Regions from separate parts of the Homo sapiens genome. Here region 2 is linked to region 1. Evidence: chromatin loops called from intact Hi-C (ENCODE). Cell type or tissue: CD4-positive, alpha-beta T cell. All regions are shown on one strand. Region 1 has its middle 25 kb from the start of SNORD53B. Region 2 overlaps SPDYA (speedy/RINGO cell cycle regulator family member A).

The links. Hi-C counts contacts between places; a loop is a spot of excess contacts. Peaks named below come from ENCODE experiments on the same cell type or tissue, not always from the same donor. Only the 100,000 strongest peaks of a DNase experiment are listed, where the experiment ranks them.
Region 2: it touches region 1 in a loop (7-fold over the local background); 26 of 110 quality-filtered maps call a loop at or near these places.

The regions. Positions count from the first base shown.
Region 1 is chr2:28,950,189-28,955,188 of GRCh38, reverse strand. No RefSeq gene overlaps it. Among named protein-coding and RNA genes, the nearest start is that of SNORD53B, 25 kb to the right of the region's middle. In CD4-positive, alpha-beta T cell, no CTCF peak of the experiment used is centred here; a DNase peak (open chromatin) is centred at 2,378.
Region 2 is chr2:28,819,544-28,824,543 of GRCh38, reverse strand. SPDYA (speedy/RINGO cell cycle regulator family member A) reads right to left here. Exons shown (of 8, transcript NM_182756.4): 5 at 2,134-2,219. Among named protein-coding and RNA genes, the nearest start is that of SPDYA, 11 kb to the right of the region's middle. In CD4-positive, alpha-beta T cell, a CTCF peak has its summit at 3,000 (motif pointing left); a DNase peak (open chromatin) is centred at 2,993.

The sequences.
Region 1 (5,000 bases):
CCAAACAACAGCACGAACTCCAAGGCAGCAGTTAAGAGACCACACAGCACTTTGGGAGGCAGAGGCGGGTGGATCACAAGGTCAAGAGTTCGAGACCAGCCTAGCCAACATAGTGAAACCCCGTCTCTACTAAAAATACAAAAAATTAGCCCGGTGTGGTAGCGGGCGCCTGTAATCCCAGCTACTCGGGAGGCTGAGGCAGGAGAATCGCTTGAACCTGGGAGGTGGAGGTTGCAGTGAGCCGAGATCGTGCCATTGCACTCCAGCCTGGGCAACAGTGCAAGACTCAAAAAAAAAGGGACTACACAAAAGCCCTAATGATTCTGTCTCCTGTAATCCCTCCCTGCAGACAAGCTGTCTCTGTGTACCCTGACAATTCTTTGAAATTGTAATTACACTTGTTTTGCTTCAACTGCCCCAATTTTTGTTTCTTACAACCAAATAATCTTTACTTAGCAAAGTGGGAGAATGAAAAGGCAAAAGATATTTAGGAAAATATTTCAAAGAGGTATAAAGACAACAACAATAAAAATGAATTCTAAAAGCCCCCGAAGTTAAAAATAATGTACTGTCGAGAGACAGCAATGGCATAGAATGGATAGTGCTGAAAGACTAGGATCCTACCGTAATAAAGCAAGCACGAGTGTATAGGATGGAAAGAATAATCCACAGTGTGCAGAAAACGGGCTGTGTGTGTGGGAATCCCAAGTGAGAGCCTCATCTCACAAGACACACCACAAAGAACTCCGTATAGATCAGAGAGGCAGCCTTCAACTGCTTCAGCACAACAACACATTTTAGTTGCGTACCCCCTAAAACAAATTACTTTAAGTATGTGCAATGCACTGGTATGTTCTACTTTAATTACATTTTCTTCTTTAAAAAGTGGTGGCTGCAACCCACTTTAATTATTTCATAATGCACTGAAAAGTCACAATTTACTAAAGTGTAAAAAATATAAACACACACACACAGAGACAACGAGAGAGACGAGAACAAAATGCAAGAAATACCTGCCTAGTTTCAGAAAAGGAACTTTTTTTAAGCTTAAAAATACAGTTTAAAGAAAAATAGTATTGGCCAGTGCAGTGGCTCACACATGTAATCCCAGCACTTTGGGAGGCTGAGGCAGGCAGATCACTTGAGGTCAGGAGTTCGAGACCAGCCTGACCAATATGGTGAAAACCCATCTCTACTAAAAATACAAAAATTAGCCAGGCATGGTGGCACACAACTATAATCCCAGCTACTCGGGAAACTGAGGCAGGAGAATTGCTTGCAATTCGGGAGGCGGAGGCTGCAGTGAGCCGAGATCACGCCACTACACTCCAGCCTGGGTGACAGAGTGAGACTCTGTGTCAAAAAATGAAAAGGCAAACTGTGGAAAATATTTGCGGCACATGTTTGGAAAGGAATGATTCTCTTTTATAAAAAGACTTTTTTTAAGCATGGACAAGGATCTAAACCCACAATAAAGAAATACAAATGGCAATGAGCATTACAAAAGTAGTTAAACTGAGTCATGATGAAATGGAAATAAAAACACTGCTTATGGAGCATAAAATTGATGGAACCTTTCTGGAAATTTTGGTATATTTCTTAAGTCTTAAGGGAGTATGTATGTCATTTTTCTCAGTAAGTAGAAATATCTCATAAGGATACATTTTAAGAAAAATACAAAATGTGTCTGAGAATGTTCCCTCTAGCATTACCTACAACAAATTAAAACATGAGAACAGTGAAAGTACAACATGGGTGGAATAGTGAGAACCACAAACATGATTTCAAAGGATAATTGACAATGATATTGTGTGAAAGATGATAAAATGAATATGTAGATGCCAGTTTCCTAAGAAAAGCATGTGTATTCATGCAGAGAGAAAAATTAAAAGGAGACACACCAAAACACTATAGTTATCTCTGTTATATGATTTTATTTTCCTTCTTTGCCAAATTTCCTCAATGAACATGTCACTGGCTTTCAAAACAATAGATTGTTACAATCTTATTTTAAAAAAACATTGTATTAAGTTCCCTTTTTCACCTTTGGAAAGGGGAACTGTGTCCACCCATAAGGCTGTGTCTGGATTTCTTGATAACGCCAAAGACAAAAAAGAATTTCCGTTAGAACTTATTCCCCCATCATGTAACAATTAACTGTTCTGAAAATAATCCCTTAGCCAGACGCTGCACTCTGATGTTCAACGTGTACCCACAGATGCTGCTCCGTGAGGTTCTTACAGCATCCATGAGACAGGTGGCACTGCTGTTACTCTCCTGTCACACTCCAGAAAAAAGAAGTCGAGTTATAACTGCCACACTGTAGGGTGGACCCAGAACTAGCACTCAGCTTCTGGACCCCAATGCAGTCTCTTCTCACAACAGACTGACTTGCATTCCTGTCTGCCCTCCTTTTATTTCTTGTACCTCATCAAACCACAAAAGTCCCCAAATGAAAGACTGCCAGTTGCACAACAATGTGACTATACTTCATGACAGAACTGTATACTTAAAAATGATTAACATGGTAAATGTTATGTATATTTTGCCACAAAAAAAAAGGGAGAGGCCTTTGTCGAGGTTGAGTCATGAATTAACAAGGTCAAAGTCTGGCTGAATCTATCCAGTTTGTTTTTTAGGTATAACCGTATTCCTAGGGAACCCAGGCTCACCAGCAAGCTATCCCTAAACTATGAGAAAGCACCCTGACCAGCAACCCTAAGTGGGTGCCTGAGGAGACTCAAAACATCCAAATTCCAGCCAGTCAACTGTTTGTTTACAATTCCTGTTGACAAAAGGAGAGTGGTCAGCAGGCAGTAAGACGACCTAGCACAACACACAACAGAGTCAAGAACTCCAACCCCATCAGTACAGACAGGCCAGGCTTCGTCCACACCACCAGCTACGAAGGCCACCCAGTTCATTTCTCTTACCCCAGTTCCACACTCTGGTCCAAACGCAATCTTCCAGTTATGAAACTGGTTTATTATGCAACTCTCCTGAGTACAAAGAAGGGTCACCACCCAACGAGAACATCCTGCTCCACTGAGAGGAATGTTACTTGTCGCAAATAAATACAACATGCAAACACAATTTCTCTTGGAAGGCTGGTTAGCAATTCGACTCTGTGAAATTGCATCAAATCTAGAGACAAGAACAAAGCTTTGGCCCAGCTTTGGAACATCATGACCACACACGACCAACTAAGGGAGCTGCCGAGTCCTCGCTCGACTTCAGTGCTGCTTCTGGTCTCTCTGTTGAACTTTCTGGACAGCTCTAGGTCGGGCAGGAATCTCTAACAAATTAAACTACAACAGGGCCATGGGCAAGCCTGGGGGAAAATGTCTTCATTACCTCGTTTTTATTTCCCTTTAAAGGCCCTAATTTTAGCACCCGAAAGATGTATCTCCTCTCTCTCTGAGCCATTATTACCTAGGATATGCCAGGCCATTTTAAAGTGGTAATTTTCAACCTTTGGATTTTTCATATGACATCCAAGCAAACTTCATTTTGCACTGCTTTCTACACAATGACTTGTAATTGTTCTGGGACAACAGGCGTGTGCCACCATGCCCAGCTATTTATTTTTCTCAGAAATATTTTCATATTAAAAATTACCCACATATATATGAACACAAGTTATACTATGGATGGGTACAGACAACCCAGTGTCCTCACACAGAGTCAGCCAGCACCATGCGAAGACGAAGCACTACCCACCCCATGCTTTGTCCACACCGGGCGTCCTCAGTCTGAATGACGCCTGCTAATCCTGTTACACTGCTACGGCTTCTCATTCTGCCACTGCTTTGTGATCCACCGCACAATTCTGTCAGCATAAGGACAGTGCTGAGGTGCCACAAAAGTCAAAAGCTAACTACATTTGATTAAAAGAAAATCTAATTTTATGCCTGAGTTGTCTTCAAAGACATGATCACAAATGGTCACAGGAGGAGCACTGGAAAAGCCACTGCTGCCTGGATGGGTTCACCAGTTATCTTACCAATTACAACTGAAAGAAACTACAGCTAAAGAATGGCAAGAATTCAAATCTGGCCGGGCGTGGTGGCTTGCGCCTAAGCACCACGCCCAGCCAGCACTTTGGGAGGCCAAGGCAGGAGGATCACTTGAGCCTAGGAGTTTAGGACCAGCAACATGGCAAAACCCAATCTCTATAAAATAAATATCAAAATTATCCAGGCCTGCTGGTGTGCACCTCTAGTTCCAGCTACTCAAGAGGATGAGAGGCAGAAGGATCACTTGAGCCTAGGAAGCATGATCATGCCACTGCACTCCAGTCTGGGTGAGAACAAGACCCTGTCTCCACAAAAAAAAAAAAAAAAAAAGATAATTCAAATTTGAAGAGAATAGAACAAATATCAGTTCCTCCTACCTCATTGTCACTCTTTCTTGGGATCCCTGGGGTCCCCGCTCCTGCCCAGGACCAGGCCTGGGGGCTCTTTCTCTATTCAGACCATGCCCTTGGGAAGCTCACCCAGTCTTAGACAGCTTTAATGTCACAACCATGCCAACACCAAATTACCACCTCCATCCCAACCTCTCCCCAAGTTACGTGGGTATGTACCTGCATGCCTAATAGGTATCTATAACACACCATGTCCAGAACTCAGTTCCTGATCTCTCCTCACAAACCCACTCCACCCACAGCAGCATCCAGGTGCTAGCAAAAAGCACCTGTGAATCATATCTGCTTTCTGGCTTCCTTGCACATCTCATAAGAAATCCCATCAGCTCTATCCCAAATATCAGAAGCCAACCAATTCTTTCCAACTCCAATAATACCACCCTGACCCAAGTTACCATCACCTCTTCCCTAGATTGCTCTAAAAGCACCCTACTGGTTTCTGCCTTACAAGAAACTGTCCTTCAGTGCTTTCTCAACCCAACAGCCAAGGTGATACTGAATTCTTAACACAGAAGGCAGACCATGTCACTCTTCCGCTCAAACTCTCGTCAGTCAGCATGTCCTTACAATGGCC
Region 2 (5,000 bases), 130 kb after region 1:
AAAGAAAAAGAAAAAAGAAATCAGTTTCTTCTAGTCCTGTTTTTTTTTTTTGTTTTTTTTTTTTTCTCCTGACAGCATCTTGCTCTGTTGCCCAGGCTGGAGTATAGTGGTGATCATAGCTCACTGCAGCCTTGAACTCCTGGGCTCAAGTGATCCTCTTCATCTCAGCCTCCCAAGTAGCTGGCACTACAGGCACATGCCACCATGCCTGGCTAATTTTTTTATTTTTATTTGTGTAGAGACTTACTATGTTGTCCAGGCTGGTCTTGGACTTCCAGCCTGAAGCAATCCTTCCGCCCCAGCCTCCCAAAGTGCTGGGATTACAGGCGTAAGCCACTGTACCCAGCCTAGTCCTATTTCTTTAATAACTCTTTGATTCTGAATTAAATACACTTTGAGTAAAAACTTTACCTTCAGTGCTGACAGCTATTGTGGTATTCAACTTAAATATTTTTTATATGTGTTCTCTAGGTAAACACTTAAAATTATATTCATATGGCTGGGCGCGGTGGCTCACGCCTGTAATCCTAGCACTTTGGGAGGCTGAGGCAGGCGGATCACTTGAGGTCAGGAGTTCGAGACCAGCCTGGCCAACGTGGTAAAACCTCATCTCTACTAAAAACACAAAAAATTAGTTGGGCGTGGTGGTGGGAGCCTGTAATCCCAGCTACTTGGGAAGCTGAGGCAGGAGAATTGCTTGAACCCGGGAGGCAGAGGTTGCAGTGAGCCAAGATCACGCCACTGCACTCCAGCCTGGGTGACAGAGTGAGACTCCATCTCAAAAAAAAAAAAAAATTTTATATATATATATATATATATATATATATATATATATATATATTCATGCATTCCCAACTACAGCATTATATCCAGCTATAGGGTAGAAAAGGAAATATACTCTTTTTTTTTTTTTCTTTCCTGAGACGGAGTCTTGCTCTGTCTCCCAGGCTGGAGTGCAGTGGTGTGATTTCGGCTCACTGCAACCTCCACCTCCCGGGTTCAAGCGATTCTCCTGCCTCAGCCTACCGAGTAGCTGGGATTATAGGTGCCCACCACCACGCCCAGCTAACTTGTGTATTTTTAGTAGAGACAGGCTTTCAACCATGTTGGCCAGGCTGGTATCGAACTCCTGACCTCAGATGATCCACCCGCCTCGGCCTCCCAAAGTGTTGGGATTACAGGCGTGAGCCACCGTGCCTGGCCAGAAACATATTCTTAAATAATGCAAATTCCAAATGTATTCTGACCTATAGATTGGAAAACCATTTCACAGATCACAATGAATATAAACTAAAGTCAGTGGAAGAACTGGAAAACAACTGTATTCCTTTGTCACAGCTCAGTGTGTTTAGTAAAAGAGCCAGTGAATACCAATGGTATCAAATACGAATAATGACTATGTTATAGATATAGGTCCACAAAGACTATGTTTAGAGCATTTTCCACAAGTTGTTCAATGTAAAAGGGCAATGATGATGGTGATTTTTACTATATATTAATTGAAAATTTCAGAGAATATTCTGGTTTTAAAAAATATCTAAGTCACAAAGAGGAGAATTTGGGATAATTTATATGGAAGCATTCTGAAAAATGTAAAACATGCAATACAAATTGAAGAGGAATACTCCAAGAAATCTTGGCCAGGCGCAGTGGCTCACACCTGTAATCCCAGCACCTTGGAAGGCCGAGGCGGGCAGATCACGAGGTCAGGAGATCAAGACCATCCTGGCCAACATGGTGAAACCCCGTCTCTACTAAAAATACAAAAATTAGCTGAGCGTGGTGGCACGTGGCTGTAATCTCAGCTACTTGGGAGGCTGAGGCAGGATAATCACTTGAACCAGGGAGTCAGAGGTTGCAGTGAGTCAGGATTGTGCCACTGCACTCCAGCCTGGCAACACAGCGAGATTCCTTCTCAAAAATAAATAAATAAATAAAAAAGGAAATCTTAGGCATATAGCATGATAAGTGAAAAAAACATAAAAATATCCTATTAAAGTAAAAAACATACAGCATTTATACAGGAAGGCCTATTCAAAGATATACATAAGGTTTTAAATAGCCTCTGTTTTAAATAAGGTGTAATGTATATAATAGATAACACAACAATCACTTAGTAGAAAGTATACTTACAGAGCAATAAAGAAATTTATCCTGGTATGCTCACTTATAGTAAATTTAGCCCTCTTGAAATAAACAAAGGTCATAGCCAAAAGATACTATAAGGAAAAAAGTTAAAAATTAATATTAATGTTTTGCTTTCATAAATAAAACTGCTTTAAAATAGTTAACTTTAAAATTTTCTGATGAATAAGCTAAAACAATAAAGTGTTACTTATTATAGAATTGTGTACTTAATTTTTGGATTCCTGTAATCCACCATGTGAACAGTGAAAAGTAATTCTTGACTATTTATTATATCATTATAAACTAGAATGGACTCCTAAATTTTATTATTGCCAATAGTTTGAGCTAAAATCCCACTTTTATCTAATTTAAATTTCAAACCTATACAGAAACTGAAATAACAGCAAAATGAACAGCCATGCATCCTCACTTAGATGCACCAAATTTGCCATGTTTGCTATCTCTATTTGTGTGTATGTATGTGTATATATAATTTTTCTAAACCCTTTTAGTTACAGACATCCATACTCACTTTTTAAAATAACTTTTTAAAATGATTTCCAAATGACTTCAGAAATTAGAATAACATGGCTGTATTTTCATGGGGAGAATGTGTTTTAAATGTATTATTAGAAAGATACATCTCTAGCCTGATTATTAGCACATATGCCAGGTTCTGTCTGTTCAAATTAAAAACAAGTTATAATAATGTATCAGATTATCTCTCGTAAGACATTTATTCATCCTATTGTAACAGGATTTGCCACAAAGGTGATACCAAGTTTTCACAGTAACTTCCAGTAAAGTACTCTTGAGATCGTGTTAAGACAGTACTCCAGGTAGTTACTTTTCCAACACTGCCCCCTTCTGCACAACAACTTTACTGCACCTTAAAACCATAAAGTTTAAAACTTCCTGACGGGCGCAGTGGCTCACACCTGTAATCCCAGCACTTTGGGAGGTCGAGGCGGGTGGATCACAAGGTCAGGAGTTCAAGACCAGGCTGGCCAATATGGTAAAACCCCCATCTCTACTAAAAATACAGAAAAATTAGCCGGGCGTGGTGGCACATGCCTGTAATCCCAGACATTTGGGAGGCTGAGGCAGGAGAATTGCTTGAACCCGGGAGGCGGAGGTTGCAGTGAGCTGAGATCACGCCACTGCACTCCAGCCTGGATGACAGAGTGAGACTCCATCTCAAAAAAAAAAAAAAAAAAAAGAAAAAGAAAAAAAAAAAATCACATCATAACTCCACATGAATTGTATATTTGATATTACAGCATTACTGTTAATTTTAAAAGTTCTATGACATTGTAATTGTTTTAAAACAGCTCTTAACTTTTAGTGATATATTGTGAAATATTTATGGATAAAATGTTAGGATGTCTGGGATCAGCTTCAAAATAATCGTTTTTGGTGAGAGGCATTAGAAGAAACAAGAACAGCCACAGTTGATCTATTGTAGCTAGATGAGATGCATATGGAGGCTCTTTGTTCTATTCTATTTACTTCAAATTGTGTATGTTTTAAATTTTCCAAAATGAAATTTAAAAAATTTTATAAACCTTCTTCTAGTGTATCCCTGTCATCTTAAGCTTAAATAAAAATCTTCACCCCAGTACTTTGTATTTAATCACAAGCTAACCTTCCACTCATTCCCTTTACTGTTGGCTAGTAGTGATGTAAAGTCACGCTTAATTTTCAAATATGACTGCTTGGTACAAAATGGCATTTACAAAGCTGAAAATTCTTAGCACGAGAAATATTTTTCTAAAAGAAAAAAATTGAAAAATACAAAGCTGAAATTTTATTTTATTATTATTATTTTTTTGAGACAGAGTCTCGATCTGTCGCCCAGGCTGGAGTGCAGTGGCTCGGTCTCGGCTCACTGCAACCTCTGCCTTCTGGGATCAAGCAATTCTCCTGTCTCAGCCTCCCGAGTAGCTGGGACTATGGGTGCGCACCACCACACCTGGCTAATTTTTGTATTTTTAGTAGAGACAGGGTTTCTCCATGTTGGCCAGGCTGGTCTTGAACTCCTGACTTCAGGTGATCTGCCCGCCTCAGCATCCCAAGCGCTAGGATCACAGGTATGAGCGACAAAGCTGAAATTTTAACCATTCAACAAAATCTAAAGAATATAGAAACATCGCTGCTCCCAGTGTGTAAGTCAGACATTCTTTTATGAAACACTGATTCCTAAACAACATGTTAAACTAATTTTACCCTACAAATTACTGAGATTTGTTTTCTCTGACTTACAAAATACTAAAATGCAGACTACCTTAGTAAAGTAAATCTCAGAATATTTTTTCTCCACAGCCTGATAAAAGGTAATAACTGATCAAAATGTATTAAGTCTATACTGATTTTCTGTTTGTGGTTCTTTGGTTTTTGTTCGTTTTTGAGACAGGGTCTGGCTCTGTCACCCAGGCTGGAGTGCAGTGGTGGTACCACAGCTCACTGCAGCCTTGATCTCCCTGGCTCAAGCAATCCTCCTGCCTCAGGATAAAATATATATATATATATATATATATATATATATATATATATATATATATATATATTTTTTTTTTTTTTTTTTTTTTTTTTTTTTAAGAGACCAGGTCTCCCTATGTTGCCAAGGCTGGTCTTGGAACTCCTGGGCTTAAGTGATCCTCTCGCCTTGGCCTTCCACAGTGTTGGGATTACAGGCATGAGCTGCCACACCTGTTTTGATTTCTGTTTTCAATCAAATACAAATTTAAGGTCATTTAAATGTAATCAATAATATTCTACAATTCCTTAAGTATAGACTGAATCTATGCTATATGCTAATTCCAGAAATTCATGTGTAAAGCTTCTGCTTTGAAGGAGCAGTGCAGGCTAGCTCT